Linked DNA regions of Homo sapiens: region 1 is linked to region 2. The links are chromatin loops, found by intact Hi-C in ENCODE. Cell type or tissue: natural killer cell. All regions are shown on one strand. Each heading gives the region's core, and the rest is flanking DNA. Links, peaks and the distances in the headings are about the cores only. Region 1 overlaps NCOA1 (nuclear receptor coactivator 1). Region 2 overlaps LOC105374329 (a long non-coding RNA gene).

Region 1 (5,389 bases), core at 304-5,303, 63 kb after region 2:
GTGCATTTAGGAACAACTTATTTTGGGGTCATTTATTTTGGCACCCTTTTATTTATTTTCATTTTTATTATTTTTTTGAGACAGGGTCTGGGTCTGTTACCCAGGCTGGAGTGCAGTGGCGCGATCATGGCTCACTGCAACCTCCGCCTACCAGGCTCAAGCAGTCCTCCCATCTCAGCCTCCCAAGTAGCTGGGACTACAGGTTCACACTACCATGCCCAGCTAATATTTTAAAACTTTTTTTTAGAGATGGGTTCTCACTATGTTGCCCAGGCTGGTCTCAAAACTCTTGGGCTCAAGCAGTCCTCCTGCCACGGCCTCCTAGAGTTCTGGGTATTACAGATGTGAGTCACTGTGCCCGGCCTTTGGCAACCTTTTAATAATTTATCTCTACTTTTGGCATTTTGAGTGATTAAGAGTGATTCATGTTATATTACTTGGAGGAAGGCTGTCTTGTTTTCTTGCTTGCTTATTTGCATTATTGAATTATTGGTCCAAAGTTATGAAAAGAATATTGGAACATTATGGAAACTAGGGGGAAATGTTAAAAAGTAGGAGGGAGAAAAAACCTGTAGAGCAAGTAAAGTAAGCAATGACTACCTATACGTAATACTATCCCTAAACAAAAGCTATTAATTTGGTGGGCTTCTGAAAGTTAGTCTAGATTTATAACTTTATTCAGTTTTTTTCCTAAAGCTAGTCTATAATTTATAGAACCAGGAGTTAAAAACAAAACAAACAAAAAACAGAAGCCCTCAGTGAAGCTCCTTCAAGAAAGAAGTTATTCTTTTAGTTCTACTTCTGCTCTTTGTTAGTGCCTCAGAAGCTCTTACTAAGGAAGAGCCTTAGCTCAGTCAGCAGGCAGTCACTCTGGTGGCTTGACTCCTGTATGCTAGCTGCTTGGTAGGCTGAATAGACTGAGCCTTGCTCTGCATGTTATAAAGGCACAAGTGACATGGACCCTGACCTATGAAATAATTTTTTTCTCTTTATGAATATAAATAGGTTTTGCCTTTTTTTTTTTTTTTTTTTTTTTTGAGACGGAGCCTCGCTCTGTCGCCCAGGCTGGAGTGCAGTGGCACGATCTCGGCCCACTGCAAGCTCCGCCTCCCAGGTTCACACCATTCTCCTGCCTCAGCCTCCCGAGTAGCTGGGACTACAGGCGCCCGCTACCACGCCTGGCTAATTTTTTGTATTTTTAGTAGAGACGGGGTTTCACCATGTTAGCCAGGATGGTCTCGATCTCCTGATCTCATGATCTGCTAGCCTCGGCCTCCCAAAGTGCTGGGATTACAGGCATGAGCCACCGTGCCCGGCCCGCCTTTTTTTTTTAATTGAGGGGAGGAGCAAAGATAAAAGTTCATTACATTGTGTCATTACGCAGTGACATTATGTCACTGCTGTTAACTGATCCAAGCTAATGGCCACACTAATGAAATGTCAATGAATATATTAATACAGATTAAGAATTTTTTTAACTTGGTTTAATCCCCCTTCAATTCTCAGTCTGATACCTGACCCTTTTCTCTCCTCTCCCATGTATTAGTATCATCTTTCTCACTTTCTCTCTTATACCTCTGTTACTCCCATTGCTGTGAAGTTGCCTCTCTGGCCTTCATTCCAATGTACTTTCCTATTTCTATCCAGCTTTCTTTTTTTTTTTTTTTCATTTTAAAAATATATCTTTATATACCAGTGTTTTTTCCTGTGCTCCCCCTTCAACCACATATATATGTGCATGTGTGTGTGCGCGCGTGTGTATATATATACGTATATATACAAGTATATATACGTATATATACACATATACGTATATATATACACACGCGCGCACACACACACACACACACACACACCCCATTTTGTTTAGACTACCCAGTATTTTACTGTATCTTGAATTTGAATGCTTTAAGGCTAGTGCATAATCTCTTCCGTTAGGTCTAGGCCCCATGTTTTCCTATTGGTTTAAAGTTGCCCCATTTACACACTTATTTTTTATTTATTTATTGATTTTGATTACTTTGGTTCTTGTAGAGAATTGAGTTTGTATTTTTTATACTATATTTTCTGCTGTGAGTGTCTTCCTTTTTTTCCTTCAGTTTCTCTCTCCTTCCGTTCTGTGTGGAATCTCTTCTGCTTGTCACTGCTGTTCTGTTTGCACACCACCACCCTTTTCCAAGACCCAGTGTGTACCGACTTTCTCCTCTGAGCAAGTGCATTTCATTTGTACCTGGAGTACACATTGCATTTTCTCACAGCCAGGCCCTTCTTGGATTTCCCTTATCTGGAGCTGAGGTTTCTCTCTCAGGGTTTATGTCTGCGAGAACCGTTTCACACTGACAGGGTGTTGTTGCCACTGTGAGATTTCCTTTCACAGAAACTAGAAGGCTAATTTACCTAGCAAGCGTGTCTTTAACATACAGGTATTTATTTATCTGGCTCAAACAATTAGAACTAGAATATTGGAAACAAGGTTGTTCTTAGGAAGATTTTACTCAAAGCCACCAGAGCACACATGTGAAGTGCTTATCATTGAACGTAGTTGTTGCTAGCTTTTTCATTTTAAAATTGTTTTATCTTTGTATTAGGGCACAGGATGGTAGAGATAGTATGGTTGGGTGTTTCTAGTGAAAATTATGGTAATTTGCTAGGATTTACAACTAGGAAGGGAATTATTTAGAATTTTAGTTAGTGAAATGATAATATAGTAATAGCATCAGAATTTTGGAATGTGCCTCATGATTTCACTATGCTCTTTTAATTTTTACATAGTTCCTTCTGGTAGTTGTCTACAAGTGTATGTATTTTGTGTAGATATTCTTACTATGTGTTTTTGTTCTTGTATTCTGTTTCTCATTTAACATAACTAGTAATAACAACCATTTATTGAGTGAACATATATTTTAAAAGTCCTAACAAAATTTTAGCAAGTCAAATCCAATAATATATAAAAAGTATAATACATTATGATTGGGGTTACCTTGGGAATGCAAGATTGGTTTAACGTTAAAAAATTAATGAACGTATTTTACCATGTTAACAGACTAAAAAGGAAAAAAATATGAACATCTCAATAAATGCAGAAAAAGCATTTGATAAAAATTCAGCAAATTAGAAATAGAGATAAGAATTCTCAGCAAATTAGAAAAAAGAGGGCTTCCTTAACCTGATAAATGGAGCATATTTATGAAAAACCTACGGTTTAACATTATACTTAATGACGAAAGACTAAATGCATTCCCTCCATAAACACAGACAAGGGAAGTATATCTCTTCTTACCACTTTTCTTCCACATTATACTGGAGGTTCTAATCTGTATGATGAAGTAAAAAAAAAAGAAATAAAAGGCATCCAGATTGGCAAGGAAGAAGTAACTTTTTATTTGCAGATGACATTGATTATCTACGGATAGATTCTACAAAAAAGCTACTAGAAGTAATATGTGAGTTGAACAAGGTAGGATAGAAGATCAATATGTAGACATGAATTGTATTTTTGTATATTGGCAATGAACATTTGGAACTTGAAATAAAAATTAATGCCATGTATAAAAACATCGAGCACTATGAAGTACTTAGAGATAAATCTAAAAAAAGATGTTTAAGACTTGTACACTGAAAATTATAAAGTGTTCCCGAGAGAAATTAAGATAACCTAAGCAAATGGAGAGAGATACTGTGTTTATGCAGCAGAAGACTAAATACTAAGATGTTACCTTCCCCCAAGTGTTCTGTGTGTACTATGCAATCCCAGTCAAAATCCTAGCAGGAATTTTTTGGTACTAGTTGACAAGCTGATTCTAAAATTCATATAGAAATACAGAGGACCTAGAACAGCCAAAACAACTTTGAAAAAGAAGAAAAAAGTTGTAAGACTTACACTACTTATCTTCAAGTCTTATTATAAAACTATAGTAATCACAATAGGGTGGTATGGGTTTCAAGACAGACAAGTAGATTGATGGAACAGAATAGAAAGTCTGGAATAGATTCATTCACATATGTGATAAACAAAATGTATATGTATACAATGAAATATTATAATTCAATCATAAAAAGGAATGAAATACTGATACGTGCTACAACATGGATGAACCTTTAAAACATTAGGCTAATTGAAAAAAGCCAGTCACAAAAGATCACTATAGAGTGGTCTCTATAGAAATAGAAGATAGGTTAGTTGGTTGCTTAGGGCTAGGCTGGAAGGACTGGGGGACAGGGTTTCTTTTGGGATGATGAATATGTTCTAAAATTGACTATGGTGATGGTTACATGTATCTTTGAATATACCAAAAATCATTGAGTTGTACAAGTTTTTGTATGGTATATGACTTATCTCACTGTAACTATTAAAAAGAAAACACGGTTGGGCATGGTAGCTCACATCTGTAATCCCAGCACTTTGGGATGCTGAGGCTGGAGGATCGTTTGAGGCCAAGAGTTTGAGAACAGCCTGGGCAGCAAAGGCCCTGTCTCTACAAAAAAAAAAAAAAAAAAATTAGCTGGGTTAGGTGGTGCATGCCTAATTACTAGTAGGCATAGTCTCGGGAGGCTGAGATGGGAGGATTGTTTGTGCCCAGAAGTTGGAGGCTGCAGTGAGCTATGATGCCCCCAAAACAGAAAATTTAGTAGCAGTATTTTTTGAAAAGTATGAAAGAACAAGCCATGTGTTGAGAAAAAAATATTTGTAATTCATTTATAAAGGATTTAATTCCAGAATATATAGAGTTATCAAAGCTCAATATTAAGGAAACATAAAACCTAATTCAAAAGTGAGGAAAGTACCTGTACAGAGAGTTTACTAACAGATACACAGATGATGGATGAACACATCAAAAGATAATAAACATAATTAATCATTACAGAAGTGTGGATAAAATCCATAATGAGAGATCACTAACACCTTTTAAAATGGCTAACATTAAAAGGACTGACTGTACTAAGTGTTGGCAACTGGAACGCTCACATTATGGTGGGAATGTAAAACCATACACTACTTTGGAAAATAGCTTGACAATTTTTTTTTAAAGTTAAACATATACTTAACATGTGACCCAGCCATTCTACTCTTAAGCAATTTACTTAAGATAAATGAAAGCATATGTCCATATACATTTTGAACATGAGTTTTTATTATAGCAATGTTATTTTTAATACTCCCAAATTAGAAACAATCCAAACGTCCTTAATAGGTAAATGGATAGATGTGGTATATCCATTAAATGGAATAGTACTCATCAATAAAAATGAAATAACCATATGCCCAACAACTTGAATGAATATCAAAATAATTATTTTGAGTTAAAGCTGCCAACCAAAAAAGAGTGCATTCTGTATGATTCCATTTGTTAAAATCCAGGAACATGCATCTTAATCAATAGTGAAAGAG
Region 2 (5,389 bases), core at 76-5,075:
ATTGTGAGGCATCCCCAGCCATGTAGAACTGTAAGTCCATTAAACCTCTTTCCTGTATAAATTACCCAGTCTCAGGTATGTCTTTATTAGCAGCTTGAAAACAGACTAATACATGTGAATATATTGGTATAGATATAGGTATTATTATGGCTATACTGGAGACATATATGTAGTTTTTTATATGGATGAAAAAGTCTGGAAAAATACATCTCAACAAGTTAACCGTGGTCATCACTGGGTGGTGATGTTATCGGTGTTTAGTTTTTCTTTCTACTTCTCAAAATAAGGCCTTGATGGGTTGGTTTCTTTTCTGCTTTCACTTTAGCTGTAATAATTCTCCGAGACTATTAACTGTTTTCAAAGTCTATTTTCCCATTCGTTTAGGTAATAGGACCCTTAACTTTTAGCTGAATACAAGATGACCAGAATAAAGACTACATTTTCCAGCCTCCCTTGAAACTAGCAAGAGCCGTGTGTCCCCCTTCTAGTTAATAGGATGCAATTAGAAATGTCACGTGCAATTTGGGGAAAGTGTCCTTGAATGGAAGATGCACTCTCCTTCCTTCCTTTTCTCCTTCTTGCTGATGAGGAGGCAGATTTAATGACTAGAAGTTGAGCAACCCTTTTGGACCAGAAGAATAAAAGTCACACCCTAGGGATGGCAAACTGAAAAGCTGGAAGAGGCCTGGGTTCATGACAATTCCGCAGACCTTGCCAAACTGGCCTTAGACTTCTCATCTCCAGATGTTTTACATGAGGGCAACATATACGTTTAAGGAATGATTAATTTGGGTTTTATGTTATAGACAAATCAAATCCTAACTGGTGTGAAATTAGTGTATAATTCATATTTTCCTTTGCTTCAGTAGTGAAGAATTTGTATTATATGCTCTTCCCCAGACACGCTTAACATAATTTCTGTAAGTGAACTGTCAAGCTTTAATTCTTATGCAGTTTTAAGATTGTTAAATCTTGCATATCTCTAGTTCAATGAAAACATTAGCATATGTTTACCAGAACACACATAAAAAAATGTTCATGGCACAATCCATTTGTAATAGCAACAATTTATTAAACCACTGATAAACATGGTTAAATAAATTGTGGTACAGTCCTGCTATTGAGTGTTACACAATGGTGAAAATGAATAGAGTATGATCTCAACATTATTGATCAACCTTAGCAATATAGTATTGAGCTAAAAGAACAAGTCCTAGAAGACAACATATAATACATTCAAAACAAATAAAACTAGTATACTGTTTAGGCCCACGCAAATGTGCAATGAAATTTAAAGAAGAGCAATGTATGATAAAAACAAAATTTAAAAGAATAGTTACTACTGAGAAGAATGTTGGGGTCTGGTATGGGATGGAACAGGTAGGTCGATGTATGTCATGGAGAGTTTTTGGCTTTTGGGTTGAGAGGTGGGGTTATGAGTGGTTTCTTGTATTATTATAACACATACAACGAAAATAAATGAAATGAGGTTTATTTAAAAACCAATGGGCCAGTCATAGCCCTTGATTCATGACACACTATTAATATGAATCAGAACTGTGATTAATCCAGTTTTGTGCTTCTGAAGTTCATAAAACAATCATACCACTTAGGAAGCTGCCTATTATGCAGGCCTGGTTTTATTTCTATAAATCAGGCAACAAGGATGGATGTGTTTCTATTTGTGTACCCAACTGTTTCCCTAACCAGGTTTTTAAAAATAAACTTTTAATTTTAGAATACTTTTAGATTTACAGAAAAGTTGCAAAGATAGGACAGAGTTCCTGTAACAACCCCCACCAACACCACTTCCCCTGCTGTTAACACCTTGCATTACTGTAGTACATTTGTTCCCACTAATGAACCAATGTTGATACATTATCATTACCCCTACCAGATTTCAGGCTTCCTGAGAGCACAGTCCATGCATTTTAGCATTCCCCATTTTGCATCTAGTCAGTATTCTGCATGTGTTGAATTGATGAGGAAATAAACTTTTTAAATGACCAAATTTTCTGCAATAAGAAGCTCCATATTTTATAATAATTTATAATTTGCTTTAAGTAGCTTTAGCTGCTTTGAGATAGAACCCTGAGCTAAGTTGGGTTTAATGTTCTTAAAAGTCATTGTTTCTGAATTATTTACCAACAGTCTCATTAGAATGAGCACGGGAAGCCAAATGCTGAACTGGGTATTTTTTTTTTCCTCCCTAAGTTTCTTTTCTAAATCAGGTCACGGAAAATGGATGCTATTTCTTTAAATAATATAACCAAGCTGATCCCTGGATTACAATTAGGTTACGTAACTTGCTTATGAGCTGCTTTTCATTAAAACTTGCAGTGGGCAATGGGGCTTTACGTTTCAGAGCAAAGCCGGGGAGAACAATCCTGCCGAAAGCCAGAACACATGCGGTGTCAGTGGCAGAGACTGCAAGAATTTCGGCACGAGATTGAGTTCAATGTAGGCGACTCCTTTTCTCTTTAAATCCTTAAAACATCCTTTGTCCTACCAAACTTGCTGGTTCCAAATACGTCTAAAACGTACATGCTGAGTGCCCACCCCATGAGGGAAGATCGCGTGGCCAGTCCCCAGAAGGCTGAGGAATGAGGAGCCCTCCAGGGAGAACATTATCAAGTTTCTGCAGAACCATAGCTCAGTTTTATTTCTTGCAGAACACACATTACTAGGAAACATTTTAAAGATGTGGACTAGGGAGGTAACAAAAACCTAGTTCCAGCCTATAACCATATATTTGCAAATAAGCATTTCATGGGTACGAAAATCAAAGTTTAGGGTGTCAGATCAGGTAGAAAACAAGAGGCATGGTGTCAAAACCCAAAGAAAAGAAGTCTGAAGAGAGTTGGGATGAGGGTTCATCAAAAAATACAAACATCTGTTCTGAAAAATGGAGAGAAAGCCAGCTTTCCCTAGAAAGGAAGTTGTTCGTTGCTGTTATACAGGATACTCACCACAGGATGAGAGACTTTTTTTTTTTTTTTTGAGACAGAGTCTTGCTCTTGTCACCCAGGCTGGAGTGGTGCAGTGCGCAATCTTGGCTCACTGCAACCTCTGCCTCCCGGGTTCAAGCCATTCTCCTGCCTCAGCCTCCTGAGTAGCTGGGATTACAGGCGTGCGCCACCACGCCTGGCTAATTTTTGTATTTTTAGTAGAGATGGGGTTTCACCATGTTGACCAGGCTGGTCTTGAACTCCTGACCTCATGATCCCCCCACCTCGGCCTCCCAAAGTGCTGGGATTACAGGTGTGAGCCACCAAACCTAGCCTTTTTTTTTTTTTGAGACAGAGTCTGCTCTTGTCGCCCAAGCTGGAGTGTAGTGGCATGATCTCAGCTCATTGCAACCTCTGCCTCCCGGTTCAAGTGACTCTCATGCCTCAGCCTCCTGAGTAGCTGGGATTATAGGTGCATACCACGCTGCCTGGCTAATTTTTGTATTTTTAGTAGAGATGGGGGGGGGGGTTTCACCATGTTGGCCAGGCTGGTCTTGTACCCCTGAACTCAAGTGATCCGTCTGCCTCAGCCTCCAAAGTGCTGGGATTACAGGTGTGAGCCACTGTGCCTGGCCAGGATGAGAGCATTTTTGATACTCATATTAAGACTGCCTCCTAGAAGATGATAACTGCTGGAAATAAAAGTTTTACAATTAGAGTAAGCAAAGTTATCAGAGAATGGGACAAAACACTCTTTTTTTTTTTTTTTGAGATGGAGTCTTGCTCTGTCGCCCAGGCTGGAGAGCAGTGGCACGATCTCGGCTCACTGCAAGCTCTGCCTCCCGGGTTCACGCCATTCTCCTGCCTCAGCCTCCCGAGTAGCTGGGACTACAGGTGCCCACCACCACGCCCGGCTAATTTTTTGTATTTTTAGCAGAGATGAGGTTTCACCATGTTAGCCAGGATGGTCTCAATCTCCTGACCTTGTGATCCGCCCGACTCGGACTCCCAAAATGCTGGGATTACAGGCTTGAGCTACTGCGCCCGGCCGACAAAACACTCTTGACAATAAATTAATGGGGGAGAGCTCTGCTGGAGATTGAAGCAGAACAGGACCATGAGAAGAAAGGACAGTTTAATGCCAAAATTCTACCAAATACAAAATTCTTTTTTGAAATGGAATGATTGCATAGCGATAAAAATAGCAATCAGGAACAATTAAATGAACTTGGAGCCCTTCATGTACTTGAAGAAACACCTGTAATTTACTATATGGGAACAGCCAAAAGGATAATTATTTAAGCAGCTAAATTAAGGCTTGTTTCTTAACTTTTGATAAATGTGATCTCTTACAAATTCTCAAAGTAGAGAAGGATATTTTATTATACAGCTGTCTAAAATATTGGTTAAAGAGAACTCTTTTGTTTTAACTTATAGTTAACTTTTTTAAAAAATTATGGTTAACTTTTAACTTTCAACTACCAATAGTTCATATTTATAGTTGACTTTTGTAAGTTTTTAAACTGAAAAATAAACTTTTAACTATCAATATGACCAATGTAAATGTGAACTATATGCTTGGATGCAAAGCAGTTCATTAATTCTAATGGTATTGCACATTAATCTTGGCTTCAACACAGTCCAAAACTTGCCTAAGCCCTGTTGGTTGCTGGGGAGTTTTTGATTCTTGTGTATGTGTCTAATTTACTAATGAACCTTGGTGTCATTTAGGGCTGAACCAAGAGCATCTGAACGGGTCTGGCCGATCCCAGGCAGCTGGGGAAGGACACCTCGGTGTACTGAGCAGAGCTGGAAGAACACCAGCGCTGGGATGAGTCAGATACTCTCAGAGTGTGTAGTGAGTCAGAATCAGTGCCCCCACTCCCCTAGCTGTAGCAAAAAAACAAAAAATAAAAAGGAAAAGAAAAAAGGAAGGTATTAAAGGACACACCACAAACCCCCTCCCCGTGACCCTTCGTACCCTGAGTGTTGTGGACCCTGCCTATTCCAAGGAGGCACAGACCAGAGGCCATAATGTAAGCGATGGCCAGAGGTGAAACCAGCAAATCCAACCTCAACCCTAACTCTGACATGATGGACAGCAAGAAAGGGGACAGGTGGGCCAGCACCTGTCACTGGGGTGTCATCATCAGTGATGCATCTTGGGGAATCTGCAAGTGATCTTGGGAGCTGGGAATGCACCAGAATATGTGAGCTCTGGTGTCTTAGAGACTTTGGTTTAAATGTAAATCCTTTCTTTGTCATTAAGTGGGTGTTACTGGGACAAGTCTCTTAAACTCTGAGACACACATCCCTAATCTGAAGGTGATAATGTCCTTTCTCACTAGGTGGTTGGTTTGGTGGGGGTGGGGGGTACAGATTGCTAAAGATGATTTCATGCTTTCACTTAGCTCAACTCTGGGCCTGACATGAATGAGGTA

Evidence for each region. A loop is a pair of places that touch in the nucleus more often than their neighbours do. Peaks named below come from ENCODE experiments on the same cell type or tissue, not always from the same donor. Only the 100,000 strongest peaks of a DNase experiment are listed, where the experiment ranks them.
Region 1: it touches region 2 in a loop (1.9-fold over the local background); 1 of 110 quality-filtered maps calls a loop at or near these places.

Annotation. Positions count from the first base shown.
Region 1 is chr2:24,515,174-24,520,562 of GRCh38, forward strand. All of the region lies in intron 1 of NCOA1 (nuclear receptor coactivator 1), which reads left to right. Among named protein-coding and RNA genes, the nearest start is that of NCOA1, 27 kb to the left of the region's middle. In natural killer cell, for the core only: no CTCF peak of the experiment used is centred there; a DNase peak (open chromatin) is centred at 2,318; H3K27ac peaks cover 1,289 bases.
Region 2 is chr2:24,452,042-24,457,430 of GRCh38, forward strand. The region is part of intron 2 of LOC105374329 (a long non-coding RNA gene); the gene reads left to right. Among named protein-coding and RNA genes, the nearest start is that of NCOA1, 37 kb to the right of the region's middle. RefSeq lists an enhancer at 4,918-5,389. In natural killer cell, for the core only: no CTCF peak of the experiment used is centred there; no DNase peak of the experiment used is centred there; H3K27ac peaks cover 1,101 bases.